Regions from separate parts of the Homo sapiens genome. Here all the other regions are linked to region 4. The links are chromatin contacts, found by Hi-C or POLR2A ChIA-PET in ENCODE. All regions are on one chromosome and are shown on one strand. The core of a region is the stretch at or near the end of the contact, and the rest is flanking DNA. Distances in the headings are between cores, read along the strand shown. Region 1 holds the start of M6PR (mannose-6-phosphate receptor, cation dependent). Region 2 holds the start of LINC02446 (long intergenic non-protein coding RNA 2446). Region 3 holds the start of LINC02366 (long intergenic non-protein coding RNA 2366). Region 4 holds the start of CLEC2B (C-type lectin domain family 2 member B).

The links. A loop is a pair of places that touch in the nucleus more often than their neighbours do. ChIA-PET counts read pairs that join two places held with the same protein, here RNA polymerase II (POLR2A). Pooled maps may share reads with other maps.
Region 1: a pooled map shows a loop between it and region 4 (7-fold over the local background). The contact joins the promoter of M6PR here to the promoter of CLEC2B in region 4. A Hi-C loop is called at or near these places in 1 of 37 single-sample maps with no recorded cell type and 8 of 50 pooled maps. POLR2A ChIA-PET finds 5 or more read pairs at or near these places in 1 of 52 experiments (CD4-positive, alpha-beta T cell).
Region 2: POLR2A ChIA-PET joins it to region 4 with 33 read pairs in activated CD8-positive, alpha-beta T cell. The contact joins the promoter of LINC02446 here to the promoter of CLEC2B in region 4. A Hi-C loop is called at or near these places in 4 of 50 pooled maps. POLR2A ChIA-PET finds 5 or more read pairs at or near these places in 3 of 52 experiments (activated CD8-positive, alpha-beta T cell and activated naive CD8-positive, alpha-beta T cell).
Region 3: a map of vagina shows a loop between it and region 4 (8-fold over the local background). The contact joins the promoter of LINC02366 here to the promoter of CLEC2B in region 4. A Hi-C loop is called at or near these places in 1 of 168 maps with a recorded cell type or tissue (vagina) and 1 of 50 pooled maps. POLR2A ChIA-PET finds 5 or more read pairs at or near these places in 1 of 52 experiments (activated CD4-positive, alpha-beta T cell).

Annotation. Positions count from the first base shown.
Region 1 is chr12:8,945,777-8,951,195 of GRCh38, reverse strand. It overlaps M6PR (mannose-6-phosphate receptor, cation dependent), which reads left to right and starts at 1,551. Exons shown (of 7, transcript NM_002355.4): 1 at 1,551-1,708; 2 at 4,791-4,967. The coding sequence starts at 4,792. It also overlaps a transcript of KLRG1 not described here. RefSeq lists enhancers at 849-978, 477-1,381, 1,382-2,287 and a silencer at 957-1,171.
Region 2 is chr12:10,551,456-10,556,670 of GRCh38, reverse strand. LINC02446 (long intergenic non-protein coding RNA 2446) reads right to left here and starts at 3,292. Exons shown (of 3, transcript NR_146456.1): 1 at 3,155-3,292. It also overlaps the pseudogene SLC25A39P2.
Region 3 is chr12:10,747,793-10,753,005 of GRCh38, reverse strand. It overlaps LINC02366 (long intergenic non-protein coding RNA 2366), which reads right to left and starts at 2,772. Exons shown (of 7, transcript NR_120463.1): 1 at 2,706-2,772. RefSeq lists a silencer at 2,712-2,761.
Region 4 is chr12:9,868,104-9,873,284 of GRCh38, reverse strand. CLEC2B (C-type lectin domain family 2 member B) reads left to right here and starts at 3,931. Exons shown (of 5, transcript NM_005127.3): 1 at 3,931-4,080.

The DNA.
Region 1 (5,419 bases), core at 302-2,801, 920 kb after region 4:
GGACTGATACATTTTTGAAAAAAGGAAACAACATATATTCATGAAGGAAATACACACCCTCCTGGTGAGTTTATGTATGATTTTTGTTTTGTTGTTTTCTGTGTTATCTGATCACAAATTACTTTCATTTTCAGGAAGAAAAAAATTTAATTTTTTTTTTTATTGGGGCAACATCCAACCCAGATATGATTACTACCTAGCCTGAACTGAATGTATTACTAATAAACAAAGAAATGCAGAATGGCATACAGTCGGTAAAGCGTAGTGCTTGAGAGCATGGATTATGGAGACTATTTAAATACTGGCTCCATAACTTAATAGCTTGGGACCCACGGTGTTACTTAGCTTCTATCTGCTTTAATTTACTCATCTGTAAACTTGGGATAAGATACTTCCTCATAAGGTTGGTGTGAAGACCAAGTGAATTAACTATCGTTTAAAGCACTTACAAAAGTGCCGGGCACCACCGAGATATGCATCCGTTAGCTTTTATTATTATTAGACTCAAAACACTGTAGTAGTTCTAATGAGAGGGGTAAGAATCAAAAATCCAGGCACCTGCATAGAGCCAGAGAGGCACACATAGAAGCAACGTAAGAGTGGAAGCGGAATGAAAACATGCTAAAGCCAGGTACAAGCCACAAGCGAGGGTCCACAGGAAGAAATTGTTAATTCTGAAGAGAGTGAATGCACGAAGTTACAGGAAAAATAACATCTGAACAGAGTTTAAGAATGAGCAGGACTTCAACAAGTGGCTAGTAAGACATAAGGAACCTACAAAAGATCTTAGCAAAGGCGCAAAGATTACCATCGTATTGCTCGTTTCTTCCTACTTTGCAGAAGTAACCTCTGGCGAACAGAGGTGGTTGCAGAGCATGCTTATCAAGCAAAATACCACGAAGCAGTAAGGAACGACAGAGATAACAGTAACAATAATAATTCACCCCAAGGTACTCAACTGGAAAAAGGAAATACAGAGGAGAGGTGTCGTTAAGAAAGCCAGGACGCACATCACGGCCCCGTCGCTGCACTACTCTCGTCTAGGGGTCAACAGTGGAGTCGAGACTCGAAGCTTCCACGCGGCGGAACAGCGTCCCTCTCAGGCGGCGAACGGGCTAGGGAAGCGCCCGGAGGAGACCTAGCGTGAGAACTACAACTCCCGCGGAGCCCGAGGGCGAGCTGCCTGCGTAACTTCCGCTTCCGCCACCTGCCCCTCTCACCCTCTTCACTCGAACCCTACCCGGGAGCGGTCAGGCGCGTGACCCCGCGTGACCGGGGTGCGCGAGCCGAGAGGCCCTGGAAGCGGGACTCTGGGACCCCATTGAAAGAAAGGCAACCAGAAAAGGCGAAACGACAACCTCGATAGTGATTGGAGCTGATGGAACGAGGGCGGAGCTAAAGTCCCAGAATACTGGCCAATCAGAGTTTAAGATTATCAGGGAGCCCGGGAAGGGGAAAGGGGCGAAATGGTTCTATGGTCACATGCCGCGGGGTCTGGTGGGAGGAGCGGTTGCCCAGCGGCCTCTTGGCGCTTCCTGTTTCCGGTTCCCAGAGTGGGGCACAGCGAGGCGCTAGGGGGAACGCTGGCCTCTGAAACTAGCTCTGGGACCGGGGTCTGCGGCCGGCCCCTAGCTGGCCCCGTCTCCCATCCCCAGAAGGGTATTCACTGGGGATTCTGAGCTTTGGCTACTCCAGTTTCCCACGACACGTGAGTGTGAGGGGCGTGGAGGAGGAGGCGGGCTGGGTTGCGCTCACACTTAAGCGTCTGTGACAGGAGCCGGAATCGCATTCTCCCTTGACCATGGTTCTAGCCAAAGATCTGGCTGAGGAGCCCTAAGGGTAGAATGGAGGCGGAGGCATGAGAGCGGAGAGTCACGGAGTTCCGAAAGGTGTGAGGGAGAAAGGACTTCCAAGACCAGAGAGGGGATTTACGATATTTAGAAAGCAGGGAAAGGAAAATACCCCAAGTATGGAGTCCGTTGGAGGTGTTGGTGGATTTATTTGTAGGAGGAATTTTGGCCTGCATCACGGTGGGAGGTCAAGTGGCATCATTTGGAGAGGGTATGGCTACAAGCGCTTGGAAAGTCGGGACACTAGACAGAGCGAGAATTTCTGGCACCCTGGGAGAGCTTTGAGGGGGATGCGACTGTGGTGTGGATAAGAATGGCTGATGGACGGATTATCTTGTGTTCCTCGTTGTGGGGAGCTTCCGCTCTTGGGACATAGCCGCTACTTGTCTGAGGCTCCTTCTCTCTTGAGTTCTTTCAGCATTAGGCCTTTTAGCCAATTGAGGCTGCTTTTCTAAACATGTAGGCTGCTGGAGAAAAAGGGATAAGGACTGCTACATCAGAAAGGAGCCAGCGGGAAGACAGTAGAAATTCCACTGGTAAATGGCCATGGCTGTCTTAACAGATGGGGAAGTGAGTGCTACAGAGGCCCAGTGGTGTAAGCTGCTTCCCAGTTGCTGGCTTAGTCATTGGCCACCCTAATAAAGGATAATTTTTAGCATTGCCAAATAAAATAGATCTGTCGTTAGAGAATAAGAAAACTGAAAGATTTTTCAAGATCATAAAATCCTGCTCCTTATTTCCAAAGTATATAGACAAACTCTTGTACCTTGAGAATCTAATTGTAGCATATTAAAAGGGGGCTACTGGGCCCTTCCATTTCATTCTCTTCCTGATTGTTGCACCCCTATGTTTATAAGTTTTCCAGCAGTTATCTTTATGCCACGAATCGTCTAAATTGCCCCAGTAACTTCACACACATTTAATATCTGTGTAATGTACAGCAAGTAATTTAACAAGTAATTCTGTAAAGCATCAGTTTTCTCATCTGTGAAGTATGAAAAATTATACCTATTTTCTGGGTTGTGAAGATGAATGAACATAATCTAGGGAAAACATTTAGCGCATATGCCACTGAATTAAAGAGAAGCAGCTTAAATTTAAAGACAAGCCTTAAGCAGGAAAGAAGAATACAGTATAAATTTATTATCCTAACTTTTTGAATAATAAGCAAATGAAAGATAGTTCAACTCAGCTAATGGCTGAGGTGTTTAACCTTTCATCCCTTCCTAATTTTGTGAGATTCCTTGTTCTAATTTAGGAAAAGAAATCAACTGTCAGTTTTTAATTAGGTCCTGAGAGACTGGAAAGGAAAATGGCAGGCTAAGTCAGTCTAGAAGAAGGAGTCTCCTATTTCTTTTTAGTGAGTCAGCTGGTCAAGTTGTGTGTTGAGCAGTGGGTTAACTTAGGGAAGGTGGGAGTTGGAGGTCTGAGTTCTTTATTTCACCTCCTATTCAGTCAACTGTGTGAGGAATCACTTCCCCTTCACTTCTTAGTAGAAAAAAAAAAAAACCCACAGTTTTGGCTGTCTACTCTCATCTCCAAAAAATTGTTATGCACATAGTGGAAATATACATGTAGTTGTTCAACACAGACCATGAGCTCTGGAGCTAGACTCTCTGGCTCACTCCACTAGCTGTGTCTCAGTTTTCTTACTGGTAAAATAGCAACAATAATTGTATTTACTCATAAGGTTGTGAGGATTAATTAGTTAATTAATATATGTTAAGTGCTTTGAACAGCACCTGGCCCAAGGCAGTAGTCTGTTGTTTCCTGCTGTTGTGTGGTTTCAGTGCATTAAATGTGTTATGAGGGCCTTGGACCTCTTGGTTAGCTATGATTATTCTATGGAAACTACCATAATATTACAGTAGAGAATTGATGTTTGGGGTACAGGAAGTCAGGTAGACAATTTCCCGGGATTTTTTGCTTTAGTGGGGTGTGGGAAGTGGAAGGTCAGATGTTAGGTTGTTTAGGGGAATGGGGAAAGTGCATTCACGGCCAAGGTTGGAGCTTCCATTTTCCCATCTTCAAACTCATTAGTACCCATGAAAATTCTGCCTGTTTCAAGTTTTATATTTTAAAAATGAGGTGGAGTAAGTGGACCCGCATGAAAAAGAACTAGAGAACTTTAAAGAATATTCAAACCAAAGTCCAGACTTGCAGCGTTTTTTGTAAGTGAGAAAAGTTTAGAAGAGTTAAATCAGGAAATTGTCCGTGATACTCTTGGAATAAACAAGTAGCAATGGCCTGAGGGATCATTAACAGATACCAGAGTAAAGTGTTTTGCAAGGGTAAGTCAGTCTGTCCTGGGTATGAAGATGGATAAGAGAAAAGAAAATGTTAGGTTTTGGTGGGGTTTTTTTGCCAAAACCACAATGACCTTTGCACCAGTCTAGTAAGTTTGGGAAAGAGAGCTGTCTGTGTGTTTTCATTCCTAGAGCAGTACAAGCAGCAGGTGCATTGAATTTACTCAATTGTAAAGTGGCTTGGTGATCCCCAATTTGTTGTCATTGATTTGTAGTGTAAAAGACAACTGTACTTATGGGAAGTCTAGAAACCCTTGAGATTTGTGACCTGTAGAGGCCAAAGAGGTTTCAGAAGACTACATCAAGCCATCAAACAGTAAAGAGGCAAGGATGGCTCCACCCAAGCTGTCATCATTCTTTTTTAAGTTCTTTCATTTCCCTCTTCCCAACTTTGTAGTTTGTTCTGAAAGACTCACCTATACATTAGACTACAAGTTACATATAAATGAATTTTCTGCTGCAGATGCTCTTGTTACAGAGATATTAAAATGTACTATGTGTTGCATATGCCAGAGAATCTTGTACTTTCTGGATAATTAAAATACCATCGATTTATTACACATTCATACGCTTTATCTCTTTCCTCTCTCTCCTGATCCTACCTGCCCTCCCCAACACACACTCTCTCCCAAAGGATGTTCCCTTTCTACAGCTGCTGGAGGACTGGACTGCTACTACTACTCCTGGCTGTGGCAGTGAGAGAATCCTGGCAGACAGAAGAAAAAACTTGCGACTTGGTAGGAGAAAAGGGTAAAGAGTCAGAGAAAGAGTTGGCTCTAGTGAAGAGGCTGAAACCACTGTTTAATAAAAGGTAAATGAGAAGAACCTTAAAGAGCTTGAGAAAATATTTATGTTAAAGTCTTTTCTTCTTACTGATTTTATTTCATAATGTGCTCTCTTTTATGACATAGAGCAAATTCTCAGCCCAGTTTTTAGTTGCTGTGTGCAGTTTTCTCATCTTTCACAGAAGTGTAGCTATTTCCAAGACTGGATCCAAGAGACCAGCTTGTAGAAATTTAAGGATTATTTGACACCTACATATAATAGGACTTTAGAAATATCAGATAAACATATTTAGGCCGACACATGTCATTATAAGTGTCAGGAACCTTCAGATATATAAATCTGAAGTTGGTCCCTAAGAAACGAGACTATCCGATGAACATGGGCCCTTATTCATTGGAACATGGTTACTAACAGGCATTCTAAAAATAACTAGAATATTGAGCTATCAAGATAGCTCAAGTGTGTTTTAATAATTCA
Region 2 (5,215 bases), core at 2,043-4,542, 680 kb before region 4:
ACACATGAAATTTTACAAATGTGTTTGTCCAATATTCTCAAAGGCATGACAACATGCAGATTAAATATCTGGAAGCCAAAATGAAATATTTTTAGAAATTGTTACATAAAAGCACAAAGAAGACAAATTACACCATTTGTAATTACTTAAAAATTCTTTTAAAGAGTACTTAAAATACTTTTAAATACCCTTCCAGTCATTTTTAAATTTAAAAAAGTTTGTTTAATTAAACAAACAATTGCTTCTTAAAATACATTATAGATTCTATACGAAAAATTGCAGGTAATTATACAGGAAAAAGTTTTTTTTTAATCCAAAATGTTATATGTAACCAAGAAATAGTCATTGTGATTATACAATCTATTAATGTATTATAGTTGGATATATATACAGATGAATAAGTAGAATATTAGGACAGAAAAGCATTTAGTAAAATAGGATTATACTATACATATTGTGCTTTAATTGTAAAAAAACTATTAAATTTTACATTAGCAGGATCTAGTAGAAAATAAGGCAGAAAATTAAACTAAATGAATTAATATTTAGAATTAATGTTTCTTTAACATAAGACACTATTTCCTAAGTTTTCCCTTTTAAGATTAAGAGAAATACTATTTTTATAAAGATTTTGAAGTCACTAGACTTTTATTCTTTTAAAAATATGTTTTACTTGTAGTAAAGATTGTTTCTCTGGTATGAAAATGTGAAGACTTCGATATTTTCATGTCTCTTTCCTCAATGTCCAAATTTATTAATTTTATCATTATTTTTATTGTCTTTATGTGGATATTCATATAAAATTAGTCATTTTCAGATTAATAGTATCAATTGTATTTAAATCAATTTAAGATCATCACTATTAATTTTCTATGCCTGATTTTATTTTGATTCAATTTTTAAGTTAAAAGGTGTCATGGATTCTTCTTATTTTATAAGCATATGAAATAAAATTATATAAAGTATAGCCTACAATTCACTTAGTAGAGTGCCCTCATTGAAAATCATCCAGAAATATATTTTTACAAAGGACTTTATTCCAGCAAAGCAATATTATAATGCTAACTCAAAAATAATGTATTAACAGAAACTGAACCAGTTGAGTTAAAAAAAAAAACATCTTGTACGGACTTGTGCTTAGAAAACAAAAAGCCACAGAGATAATCGCTCTCACCTGACAACAAGAAAAATTCAGATAATGTATAAAAGTATAACTTTATCTGAGGACATCAGAGTGCTGAGGTCACAAGGCAACCACTTAAATTGAACTCCAAGCGGGACATGCACCGCTAAGGAGAGATGGGACTCATAGACGGTTTCATTTTTGGCAGAGCATAAGAGGAAAAGATGGCAGCCATAAAAGTAAAATAAAAACACTAAATTTTGAACAAAGTCTTAAGCTCAGTTGGGCTTTCATGTGTCACTGAGAGTCCTAGCTGCAAGGGGAGTCTCCAGGTCTTTTCCACAGGCCTCAAGTGGGAGCTCATTAGAAGGCCTGGGGCAGGGCAGAGCCAGAGAAAGCCCCTTAGCCATGGCGACGTCTAGGCATGAAACCTCAGCATTTCCCAGTGCCTTTTCTCACTTGAAGCAAAACCTTTAAGATACTTAGGGAGGGCCAACAAACCCTCCTGCTCCCAGGAATCAGGCAAAGTTTGAGTGCTTTTAGAGAAGCAGTATAAGCAAAAGTTCTCTGCCCTTGGGGGAGGGGTAGGATAAACCTCTCTCTTTCTCCTGGTCTTACAGAACGTAACGTGATGCAAAAAGAAAGCTAAAAGCAAAATTTCTTTGTAGCAGAGAAAAGAGAAGGAAACCACCATACCTCCCACCACAAGCCTTGCACCAAGCAACACACAACAACAGTCTACTGCTTGAAGAGGGGCAGAAAACTCCCCCATTACTGATCCTAGTCAAAAACATTCTGCTGTTGAAGGAAGGGGAGAAGAAAAAAGATGTTCAAACAGAGAGGAGCAGGAAACCCTCTGGGGTCAAGGATCCCACAGTGACACAAGGCAGAGATCTGCTATGCCAGCAGAGGAGAAATTCTTTCCTGCCCAAGACTCCCCATAGATACAAGAAGAGCTTGGTTGCTGAGGAGGACGATGAGGAATGCTGAGGAAACCACACTCCTGAGGCCAAGGTACATAGGGCCTTGCCCAAGACTGAGAATAGGCCAAGATAAACTAGAATTTCTATTTCTCCCAACACTGTCGTTATTTTCACGTAACAAGCCACAAGAGAGGAGGGGCAACAGTTTAGAGAGAGAACCTCTTCACACTGCAGGTGTGCAGGGCGTGCTGAAATCAGAACAGAACACTAAGAAAAACCTCCCGCTCCCCAGACCCTGCACGAAGTGTAAGGTAGTGGCAGTACATCACTGGGAGCATTTGAAGTCTGTGGTGTACTAAAGGTGACCACAGGAACAATGAAACATAAACTAGCTCAACACTTCAACTTTACAGATTTACAGAAGAGGTATCGCCATGCTGGCCTGACATACAGTGTTTGCCATTCAATAGAATTATAAGCGACAAACACACAAAAAGTGAGAAAAGGACCCATTGCCAAAAAAAAATACTAGCTGATAAAACTCAAGATATGTGTGTTCAAGATGTTGAAATTATTGGTGAGAAACTTAAAATAATTTTTTAATATGTCAAAGAAACAGTGGAAATTTTAAAAACATGCATTGATATATGATGAAATTTTTCAGAGATGAAAACTATATTTTTAAAAAGAGTCAAGTGGAAATGCCAAGGATAAAACTATGATATCAGAAATAAAGAATTCCTTCCATGCACTTCTTAGAAAACTGAACACAGGATAGGGAAAGAAAAATCAAGTGAACTTGAAGATAGATGAACAGAAATTATCCCAACTAAACTACCAAAAATAAGAAAAGAGTAAAAAAATAACATAACAGGTCATCCAAGAGTTTAGAGACAATACGAATTATAATTTCACATCTGAAACTTTGCAGATCAGATGATAAAGTGGCATTTTTGTTATACTGAAAGAAAATTCTGTCAATCACTACAACAGAGATAAAGAATATTACATAATGTTGATGAGATCAAAAGCAATAAGCTGACATACAACTCTAAATGTATATATACCTAATAACAGATCTGAAGATACATAGAACCAAAACTGTTACCTGTTACTGGTGGAGGGTGTCCAGATTCTTGGCATTTTGAACAAACAATTGGATGAAATGCACAAACAAAACAATGAAAAAAAAAGCACAGATTTATGGAAACAAATGTACACTCCACAGAGTGAGAGTGGGCCAAGCAAGCAGCTCAAGAGGCTGGTTATAGAATTTTCTGGAGTTTAAATACCGTCTAGAGGTTTCCAATTGGTTACTTGGTTTACACCTTATGTAAATGAAGTAGTGGCCTGTGATCAGTCTAATTGGTTGCAGAAGGTGACCAATAGGAGGCTGAAGTAAAGTTACAAGGTTACACATGAAGACTTGGCCTGTGATCAGTCTGATTGGTTTCAGGAGGGAACCAATGAAAGATACTTTCATTTTTCGTCTTCAATGCAGAAAAGGGGTGGGGGATGTTGCAAAGGGAGTAGCCCCTGATCTTTTTGTTACTTGGGTATAGAGAGGTGGGGTTTTCCTTTTGATTCAGTTCTAGGAAGTCAGCGTGAATCAATCTTAGGTTCCCTGTCTCCTGACCATGTTCTCCTGCATCAAAACTGCCAAGACTGAAAGAAGAAATAGGCAAATCCTCAGTTATAGTCAAACATGTCAACACACCTCTCTCAGTGGTTACTGGAATATTTAGAAAAAAATCAGTAAGGACATAAAAAGTCTGGAAGAGCACCATCAACCAAATTGAAATAACTGGCATATATAGAATACCCCACTCAACAATAGAAAAAAATACTCAACTGCACACAGAACTGTCACCAGGATACACCATATTTTGGGCCAAAAGAGCCCATATGTTTAAAATGAATTATACATAGCATGTTCTCTGACCACAAATAAATCTAAAAATTCAATAGCAGAAAGATATTTGGAACATTCCCAAATATGGTAAAATTTTAAAATGCACTTATAAATAACACATAGGTGAAAGAAGAATTGTAGTCGAAATTAGCAAATATTTTGAACTGAATGAAAATAAACGTGCAACATAGCAAAATTTCTGCTACTATTGGAGTACTGCTTGGAGGGAAGTTATAAAATGCTATTTAGAAAAGAGAGGTCTAAAATCAGTTATCCAAGATTCCAACTTTGGAATTTAAAAAATAAGGAAAATTAATTCCAAATCCAACAGAAGAAAGGAAATAATAAAGATAAGGGCAGAAATCCATGAAATAGAAAATAGAAAGGCAATAGAGAAAAATAAACCAAAAGCTGATTCTTTTAACATGTCAACAAAATGGATTATTCCCCAAAACTGTAAGAAGACACCAATTACCAATATCAGGAATAAAAGTAGGAAAAGTAATACAGATGCTACAGATATTTAAAGGATAAGTGAATATTAAGTATTTTTCTGCTCATTAATTCAATAACATGTAAAGTGTACAAATTTCTTGAAAGACACAATTCCACAGTCCACTTAAGAGGGAATAGTTAACCTAACTAGCTCTATATCTATTAAACTAATTCAATTTGCAGTTAAAAAACCTTTCCACAAAGAAAACCCACACTTTCGTGGTAAATTCTACCAAACATATAAGGACAATGTAACACCTATCCCACTTAAACCCTTCCAGAAATTAGATGAGGAAGGAGCATTTCCCAACTCATTTGATGAGACCAGAATTACTCTAATATAAAAATTAGGCATGTTGAGGAAAGAAAACTGCAGACGAATATCCTCCCTGAATAGAAATAATCTTTTTAAACAAAATATCAGCAAATCAAATTCAGCAATGCTCTCAGAGTGGGCTTTGTCAGGAGGCGAGCATGCGCAGACCCTGCAGTGAGCCCGAGCGCGCCGCCGCGCCAGCCAGGCCTAGAGGCAGGATTGAAGCCAGGAGGCGGTTGAGCAGGACCTGAGGGCGTTAGCCTCCTCCAACAAGTGGTGGCCTCGGGCAGCCGTCACCTCCATCTCCAGGACACCCCTGGACGTGGTGAAGGTCCGCCTGCGCTCTCAGCGCCCTGCTGGGACTGAAGCCTCACTCCAGACTCTGGACCTCTCCTAAGCCGAATCGCCCTCCTCCCTCCGAGCCACGGGGCAGGGCCTCCTGTGCC
Region 3 (5,213 bases), core at 1,523-4,022, 880 kb before region 4:
GATTTATTGCTTTAATGGCCTTAGTACAATGATTATGACTTTGTTTTAGTATAATCTTTTTTTTCTAACATTTGATTCCTCTTCTGATATAAGCTCCATGAGAGATGGAAGTATCTATCTTTCAACACTATTTTCCCAACACGTTTTGTATTGTCTGGAACCTCTGAACCATCAGGTTGAGCCACCACTGCAAATGGTTTGACAATACTTTTACATATATGTGCATGTGTGTGTTTGTATATATTTCTACAGAACAAATCTCACCCATAGCCATCTTATCTGATTTCTATCTTTGGACCCAGATTTTCTTCGTCAGTTCAATCCTGTCAGATTTCTATCCTTTAGATTCCAACTGTCTTCATTCGATCATTGTAAGCAGGGGAAGAGAAATTCTCAAATGCAAATATAAAACTGCAATCAAGAGTGACAACCCACACAGTGCAGGACAATATCATTAAAGAGAGGCACCAAATAGACAAATAATAAGAAAAAAAGAATGAATAATTATATAAAGAGCACAGGTACTGAAAAGAAATTGACAAAAGAGTCAATGACTATTGATAATATAGTTGCCTTCATTGAAAATTCAAGAGAAACCAAATGACAGACCATTTAAATCAATAAACAAGTTCACCAGGTAAAAGATTACTAAAGGATTTAAAATGATTTCTGCCACGTAGTAAGTACTATGTAAGTATTAGCTAGTTATACAACAGTGACAAATAAAAAATGGAAGTTAAAAAAAAACCTGTTTACAAAACAGCAGCAAAAGATATTCAAAGGAAAAAACATAAACATTACTGAAGGGCATAAGGACATAAATAAGTGAAATGATAAGTTATTTTCAAGAATGAGAAGCAAGAGTATTGTAAAGATATTAATTCCCCTGGAATCCTCCAAATTTAGTGAAATTCTAATCTAAAATCGTAACAGAATTGTTCCATGAAATTTACAAACTGATCCTAAAATTAATCTAAAAGTTTCAATGAGTGATCACTGTGTACTTCAAGGACAACGATCTCAACTCAAAGAATTTAAGATTCTAGCTGTAACATGAAAAAATACGGTTAAATGCGTGGCTGATCTGGTAAAAATAAAAGGAAATGTTCATAGATTTAACAAAAATAAATAGAAAGCAAAAATCCAGGAGGGAAGTAAAGCCTGAAATTTGGTCCTGTCCTAAGGGTATATGTAAATCAAGGATAATCTGAGCCTTCATTGATATAGCACATGAGGACAAAGGACAGCCACAAAGTCCACATTCAAGTTGGACTAATGAACAAACATTCGTCAAATTGGAGACTAATTCATAGAAACTCCTCCAGCACACATGCACCTCGGATACAATAAAACTACACCCTGGTTGTGATGGAGAGCTACAAGCAAACAAACAAGCCAACAAAAAGGGAACAACAAATGTATTAAAGGTTTCAACCTCGGAAATGAGGGGAGAGAGGGAAAATCATTGCCATTAAGAATTCATAACCATAAGCCAGCCTTCAAACATGTTTGCAACATTTAGTCCCCAAAACTTCAACCTGAAAATTTATTTTAAAGTGATACCTTCAGTTTGCATGTAAGATGCAAAGGAAAACCTTTCCTGTAGAGGAAAGCAACTTCCACACAGATCCCAAGGAATACTTATAGATAAAATCCTCCCAGCAGAAGGTTATAGGGGAATTAAACACACACGTACTTAGGATGCACACACATGCACAGTGAGGAAACAGGTTGCCACAAGTAAACACCTGTAGAAACAAAACACAATAATCTGCCACTACCTAAAATAGGCCATAGATTTTTTTTTCTGCTTGTTTGGGAAGATAGAAATATGATAGAAAGGGGAAGAGAAAACAGGGATGCCCACGATGGATCCAGAAATAAGTATTAATCATGTATGTGTTGGGAATTGGAGTGCTCTTAGTAATCCAATTAAGACATTAAAATAATTCATATATGTCAATGATATGAGCCTCAGAAAGAACAGCAAGAGTTACTATGGCCTGAAAGGCTCAGAAGCAAGCAGGACTTAAATTGGGCTTAGAGGAAGTAAGATTTGCACAGTTTCTGAGAAATGAAGGGATATTTCAGGAAGTAGGAGAAATACACAAAGGTGGACATTCTCAAGGAGTCTCCGCAAATAGGGACAGGCCTTTGGACAATCACGCAATACTTCCACAAAAAAGAATGGCAGAAAATACTTCTAAAGGAAGATGATTGACAACCTCCAGAAAATAGACTAGAAAGGGGCAGGATCACATGTAAACACAGTGCCATAAGGCCAGTTGGTCAATTGATTAATTATGTACTACTTATAAAATAAGTAAATACTGAGAAATAATTAGCTAATTGTAAAAACAAACATCTATTATCCAATTGGGCAAGTGGGAACTATGTTTGATTGGAAGTCAGGAGACCTTAAATTCTCTTCCTAAATTTACCACTGACCAGTTTTGAAATTAAAGCTACCTGGGAATCAGTTTTTATATTGAAAATTGGGGAGGAGGAAGGTCTACGGAGAAGGGCAGATTAATTAATGATCTCACTTATGAACGCAGCTCTACAACTTTACAAAACCAAAAGAATGAAGAACGGTGCTCATTCCTCCGGTGCTCAAAAGAGGGCGCCCACAAGAGCAGCAGAGATTTACTGGAACCGATTTACTGAAAATCCCCGTTTTCATTTCCCGGTCTGAGTTTCATTACCCAAGAAATCCACAGGGTGGCGATAACACTGAACGGAATGTGAATTCAGAGTGGAAATTCTCAGAAACCGTATTCTTCAACGGCCAGTGTTTACAGATTTCCCTTTCCCTGATTTTATGATGTCACCAATGACACAGAAGCTGGCGAAACGCGTGAAGGCCGTACACAAGGCAATGACGGTGATGGCAATGATTCCCACGGGAGAACCAACTGTGATCCAGACCTTTGGCAATCCTCACAGTAATGCAAAGGAGACTTTACCATTCTCTTCCTCATTTTACAGAAAAAGAACTAGAAAGGGAGAAATCAAGTAAATTATCCAAGGTAACTGAGGTAGTGAGTGACCTCGGCGGAATTCAAACCTTAGTCTAGGGTCAGTGTCATGGTTCTTTCATCACAGCCCGCTGACAGCTCTGAAGAAAGCCTGTTTGACTAACACAAAGTGGCCTTTCTTCCTAACCATCTTCCTCACTGATATAGAAAGGAGAAATTTTGCCATTTTTTTCATAACTGAAAAGAAGCCTTAAAAGATTCTATTCATCTTTAGCACAGGATAATATTAGTAACTCTTTAAGCCACTATTAAATAATGATTGTATAGCTACAGCAGTTTCAATTTTAGTGTTTATATCAGGGTCACTGACTTTTCTTCCCTAATGCTTAAATGGGGCAGGAACATTTCTTCATTGAATGTCACGTTAAGGTGTGTTGAATTAGAAATAACAGAATTCTCTTCAAATTGAGTTAAAGGGAGGAAAAAGATGGCTTTTCAGTGTAATTACGGGTCATTTCAAAGAAAACAAGAAGTTTCTTTAAGTGATACAGGAGATTAGAATCAACAACTGGAAAACTATAAGAATTACACAGTTGTTCAAACTTTTTTCTTTCCACATTCTCTAGTCCATGGTTTTCTTGATATCTTTGGACTATTGCCTCTTTCTATTGGCTGACTTTCTCCTCTCTAGACCCGACAGCTCCTGAATTCCCACATCCTCAGCTTAAGTGACTATCAGAGACTGACTTATATCTGTGAATTTTGGCTCCTAACCTCTGAGAAAGAGAATTCAATATGGCCTGGCAACAGCTGTCAAGCAGCTAAACATAAACAAGGGTGATGATTATCAAAGCAGTATGTACTGAAAAACACAGACACCCCAGGAGACATATGTTATGACTGGCTAAATGTCTTTTTGAGAAGTTAAAAAGAAATAATTCATTTCCTGGATGATCAGGATGAAATTCTAAACCATTTGGCATGTCCACATTTCCCCCTGTATCTATGGTAATAACACTCATAAAACCATAATTTGGGATACAGATTTTAACAGTTTTTCCAAATATTTAAAGATAGGCCAAAATTATAATATTCTGAATTCATATTTCCATCTATACCTCAGTCTGACTATTTTTAGAATAAATTTTTTTTTAAATGTACCTTGCTGGGTGGAGCCTATAATCCCAACACTTTGGGAGGCTGAGGCAGGTGGATCACTGTGAATCCAGGAGACCAGTTGGAGACCAGCCTGGGCAACATAGCGAGACCCTGTCTCTACAAAAAAATTAAAAACTAGCCAGGTGCAATGGCACAAGCTTGTAGACATAACTACATGGGAGGCTGAGGTGAAATGATTTGTTTGAGCCCAAGAGTTCACGGCTGCAGTGAGCTATGATCATTACGCTGCGTTCCAGCCTAGGAGACACAGTGCGACCCAAGATGGAGTCACTGATATATGTTACCATTTGCGACGAGTACTTTTTTCCTGGAAAACAGTCCTCACATAATAAAGCAGGGCCAGGCAAGGTGGCTCATGCCTGTAATTCCAGCATTTTTGGAGGCTGAGGTGGAAAGACTGCTTGAGCCCAGGAGGCTGAGGCTGCAGTGAGCCATGATTGTGCCACTGCACTACAGCCTGGGTGACAGAGCAAGACTTTATCCAAAGATAGCTGAATAGGAACAGCTCCAGTCCGCAGCTCCTAGCATGATCGACACAGAAGACAGGTGATTTCTGCATTTCCAACTGAGGTACCTGGTTCATCTCACTGGGACTGGTTGGACAGTGGGTGCAGCCCATGGAGGGTGAGCCGAAGCAGGGCGGGGCATTGCCTCACGTGGGAAGTGCAAGGAGTCAGGGAATTCCCTTTCCTAGCCAAGGGAAGCCGTGACAGACTGTACCTGGAAAATCGGGACATTGCCACCCGAATACTGTGCTTTTCCAACAGTCCTAGCAAATGGCATACCAGGAGATTATATCCCGTGCCTGGCTCAGTGGGTCCCACGGCCACGGAGCCTTGCTCACTGCTAGCACAGCTGTCCAAGATTGAATGGCAAGGCGGCAGCCTGGCTGGTAGAGGGGTGTCCGCCATTGCTGAGGCTTGAGTAGGTAAACAAAGCAGCTGGGAAGCTCGAACTAGGCGGAGCCCACCTCAGCTCAACGAGGCTTGCCTGCCTCTGTAGACTCCACCTCCAGGGGCAGTGCATAGATGAACAAAAGGCAGCAGAAACTTTGCA
Region 4 (5,181 bases), core at 2,682-5,181:
TTAAAAATTATCTAAAGTAACTTTTGCACCAACAGTAAGGTGCATAAATGTGCTTTGGTCAAGAAGTAGGCTGAGGCAGACATCCAGGCCATAGTGACTTAATGAGTTTGGAGTGCAGGCATATAACTCCACTTGTTATATAACCTGTTTGTGTAAGCTCATACTTGGCTCAAATCCACTATTGTTTGGAAAAGGTATAACTGCCCTGCTGATGCTGTACAGGCGCTCTTGGGCTTGCCTTGGCTCAGCATGGCGTGGCATGGCATGACATGGCTCGCACTGGTGCCCAGAAAGAGAGTAGCACTATTGACCCTTGTAAGGGAGAGCCAGTCGCCTTGAAGGCAGGCAGAGGGGAACCAGGAACGAGCTTGTGCCCAGAGGGAAAGAGTTAAGCTGCTAATCCTGACAGAGCTGGCCTTGCAGGCCAGGGCGTGCTGCTGCAGGCGTGGCGGCGGCAGGAGTCCCAGAGCCAGAGCAGACAGCGGAGATAAAGGCAGACAGTGTGAGAGAGTCGCTGTTGGTAAATAAAACTACATTTCACCTGCTTAGGGCCCCCAAGTGTTCTTTCAGCTATCGCCCATCCACCCACTCCCCTCAGACCTCAGCATGGGCTGGAACCTAACCTGGGTCATGACATTTGGAGTCATTGTGGCCCTAATGCCAAGCTAATAAAATAAATACTTAGAACTCATCAATTTGTGATGATTTTTAGAAGATTTTGCTATTATCCATGCATGAAATTATTAACATCTGTTACATCCGTATAGTGAAAATAATACGTAATGCTGTACTACTGCATATTTATTTCCAACTCTGTGTGTTCAGTGATGTCACCTGGGTACCTTGAAATCAGCAATGGTGGGAATAATTACATCACGGAAATCAGCTGGTGTTACAAACCAGAGCTTGTTATGTGTGTGTTTTTCTCTGTTCCACCAGTTGTTAAAGGACAGCACAGAAGTGGAAGCACCCTTTTTGGCTCTCTATATTACTTCTGTGAACATTGAGCTCTATCTGACATTGCTATGGCTCTATATGTCAGTAATCCTGGCTGCTATTGCAATTTGACCCTCATTACTATAATTGGCCCCAGCTTGTTTCAGAGTGGCACTCTGACACTTGGCGTTTCCTACTTCAAACCCTGTCCCAATACTCTCTCTGAATTCAGTTCTGTGGGAACATCTCCCACTGTAATCTTTGGCATGTAGAGAAGAACTATGCTAAGCTTCTCAGTGATGTTTATGTAGGACTTAAGTTCTTCCACCAGCGCCTTCCTTACTGCTTTGGTAAATAAGGTGCCCATTATATCATCCCATAGAACATAGTCAGTTGGTGGGTTTCCTGTCCTTATCTAGTTTATCCACTGTAGCATGCCCACTTCTCTAAGCATTTTTATCTTTTCTTCAGCTACCTGCCATGGGAATTCTGGAATGTTACTCTACTCAGCGTGAGCCATTGCTTTCTCCAATCTTCTTGGAGTTATTTCAGCAGTATGTCAGCACTGTTCACAGTATTTTTCCAAGTTATTAAATTCTGTATTGCAACTGAATGCCCTAATGTTGATAAAATCTCCCTTATCCAGCTTTATGTTTCTCTCATGATCTAGCACCCTCAGAATCCAATCCCATTGTGTACACTCCAAGCTGTTGTTATTATATATTGGTTAGGTCCAAATTCATTCTGAGTATAGCCCTTTCTCTCCCTTATAAGCTTAGCACATAACCTTAGTTATTGGCCTTATGACCAATAACTAAGAAAGGCAAGTAAGGGAGGGATTCCTGTAAGGAGGGTGTGAAGGGCACAATATTTTCTTTAAGGAAAAAGGCATGACCTCGACAAGGGAGAACATGTAACTTTGTTAGGATTAGAGAGTCCAACGTTTAGAAGCTTCTAGATTTTTAAAATTTTTGAGAAAAAAAATTGTGAAAAGTCACTATACAAATGATGGAAAGTATTTTTAATACATTTATCTAAAAATGGAATTTTTCTATATTATGTTGCAACCCATTTTACTTATTTATATACACATTTTTATGTGTATGTTTCTCTACATATATATTTACATATATATAAAATCTTAAAAATCACCATAAGGAAACAAATAAATCCATAAAAATGGGAAAAATATTTAAATAGGTCATTGAAAAAAGATATATGAGTTACCAATACGCACGTGAGTAAATGCTCAATATAACATCAGAGATGTACAAATTAAAATCACATTTAGATTCTACTACACGCCTACTAGAATGGTTAAATTGAAAAAGATTGGGCATATCTAATATTGCTATTTATGTGGAGCAAATAGAACCATCCAATATTCATGTTGGGAATGGCACAACTTTTTGGAAAAAAATACATTTATAAAATAAAACATACATTTTCTATGTAACCTAGCAGTTTCACATCCAGGTATTTCTTCAAAAGATTAAAAAACGTGTCAATAGAAAAACTTTTGCATAAATGTTTATTTTGACCTTATGATATCCAAGAAGTGGAAAAAGCTCAATGTCATAATGGATACATTTTATTATAAAATAGATAAAAATATTTTATGTCTGTACAATGAAATACTACTCAGTAATAAAAAGAAATTAACTGCTGATCTGTGCAAAAACATGGATAAAACTCAAAAACATTATGCTCAGTGAAAGACATCAGACTTACAAGAATTGCCAACTGTATCATTCTGCTTAACAGGAATTTCTAAAACCAGCAAAGCTCATGTTTATTGACAGTAAGTTGGCTGCTGCCTGGCTTCAGGGGTGAGGATGAACTGCAAAGCAACAGCGGGGAACATTTCCCTGTGTTGAAAATGTTTTATATCTTAACTGTTGTATCTTGACTGTTTTCCTTTTTGGAACAAAACTAAATTTCACTCAACCATACTTGAGTAATCTCTATATTTTTCTATACATGCTTTTCTAATAGTTCTTTGGATACAATCTTTTGTTAACAACAAAGGTAGAATATATTCATTTCCTCATGAATTTTCTGTCTTTTTTTTCTGTCCAAAAATGAAAAGAGCAATTTTGTTATCTGTCCTTTCCTTCTGCCCAGAAATGATTAAACCTGTATTTCTTATTCTCTTCATATTTTCTTTGTTTTAATTCCTTTGTACTACAGTTTCTTCTCTATTCTCATTTGCTTTTCCTCTTCAAGTTTCTCTCTCAGAACAAATGCAGTGTTAATCCCGAAGCCGCTTGCGGGACACTGGCTTCTTCTCCTCAGTTTCCTCCCTAATATATTTGTTGAGGGGTAATACAAAATCACTGGGAAACTGATTAGAGCAGATTTGAAGACAAAATTGTGGCCTGGTAACTTAGCAAAAGCATAATGGTGTCATCTTGTATGCTGATGATAACGTTCTGGGCACTTTGTTACTTTCGTTTTCTTTTTTCCCTCTGTGTGTCTTTGTGTGTGTTTGTGTGTGTGCTCACACCCACACGTGTGACTTTGCACGCATTTGTCTTTGAGAGAGAGATAATAGTTTTTGTTTTTCTTTCAGTAGCCAAAGTTTAAACCATTGCTTTTTCTTTGATTCTATCGCTTTTAAGGTGATCTTTCTTAACACAGGATAAGAAAGCAGTAATGTCCTAAAGAATGCTGTTGAATTAATTAGTATCAGCCTCTCCTACAGTTCTGGAAGGATACGTGGTTAAGTACCACTCCTGGATGAATCAGAAAAACAGCCACTTGAGCAATTTCGTGTTCTGTGGTTCAGATGAGAATCCCAGTTGAGAAAGTAAGAAAATATGTGTTTATTCTTCAGCTTTAAATTGTTATATCACAAACTTCCTTCCTCCTTGGCAAGCTTTCTTTTTTGACGAGAAGAAAATTGTAATAAACAACAGTATGACTAATAGATAGTCACATGGTTACTTCCAGTTTGCAAAATGCTATTTATACTTTGAGTTACTCTTCAAAAGTGGTATACCTCTAGTTTGGAGCTGTGCTGTAAAAACAAGAGTAACATTTTTATATTAAAGTTAAATAAAGTTACAACTTTGAAGAGAGTTTCTGCAAGACATGACACAAAGCTGCTAGCAGAAAATCAAAACGCTGATTAAAAGAAGCACGGTAAGAACATTTTTGTTTGTTTAGAATGACCGTTATTTATTGAAATTGTGATGCAGAATGTTAAAGCCTTCGAGAAAAGAATTAAATTTTGTGGTTTCTTTTGTGAAACTAGAAAATTCCTTCTTATAACAAGATTGAGATTTGCATATGACTGTTTTGTCCTAATAAATTCAGACTTACTTTACATTATTTGAATTACAATGGAGAAGGATTAACCATGACTTAAAACTGCTCAAGATTTAGTTTCATTTTTACTAAGTATTTTATAAAACAAATACTTGAGAAGATGATAGATATGATCCAGATACTCATACAGTTCTCAGAATGCATACATAATATGATAAATTTAGCCAATAGTTCTAATATTTTTAAAGATTGCTTTATTGGATGGTGTAAAGATACTCCGGGCTTTAGGAGTACTTAACGGAAAGAATATATCCCTTTCCTACTCTTACTAAGGAATTGCTAGTACTCCGATATCCATGGAGATGTCTTTACCAACCCTAAGAAGGATAAGGAAAGAAAATGTTCTAAAAAATACACTATGAAACAACCTGGTAACATTGGATTTATTAAATAGCAAGTTCGGAATATATAAGATCCAAGCTACATCTTTGAGATTTCAACAGGGTTTATTTATGTCAAAATATTTGAAAGAGAAAAGGCTGAAACTAAATGCATTCAATACAACGATCTATGATTTAGAGATTTAGGGACTGTGATGAGCTTTAAGCATTTCCCGTTTAACTAAATGTCAACCTACCAGCGTATGCTACGGTCAAAAAAATTATTGCTGTGGTACAATAGAATGCACACTTTATCCTTCCTCCCGTATTTTAACCGGTTTTATAATTCTGCCTAAAGTTAGATAAAACAGGTTTGCGGGGAATGAGATCAATATTTGATGGTAGCATAAAATATCATTTTAATCAAAAGTTTTAAGAAGGCCTTCCAGCCACTAGTAAAACCAGTGTTATTTTCTACTTTCAATCAATTGTATAAATTTATACATTTGTATATAAATACATTATATAATACAATATTATATATCATATTACATATGAATATATTTTAAAAGTTACTGAATAATATATTCAGTAT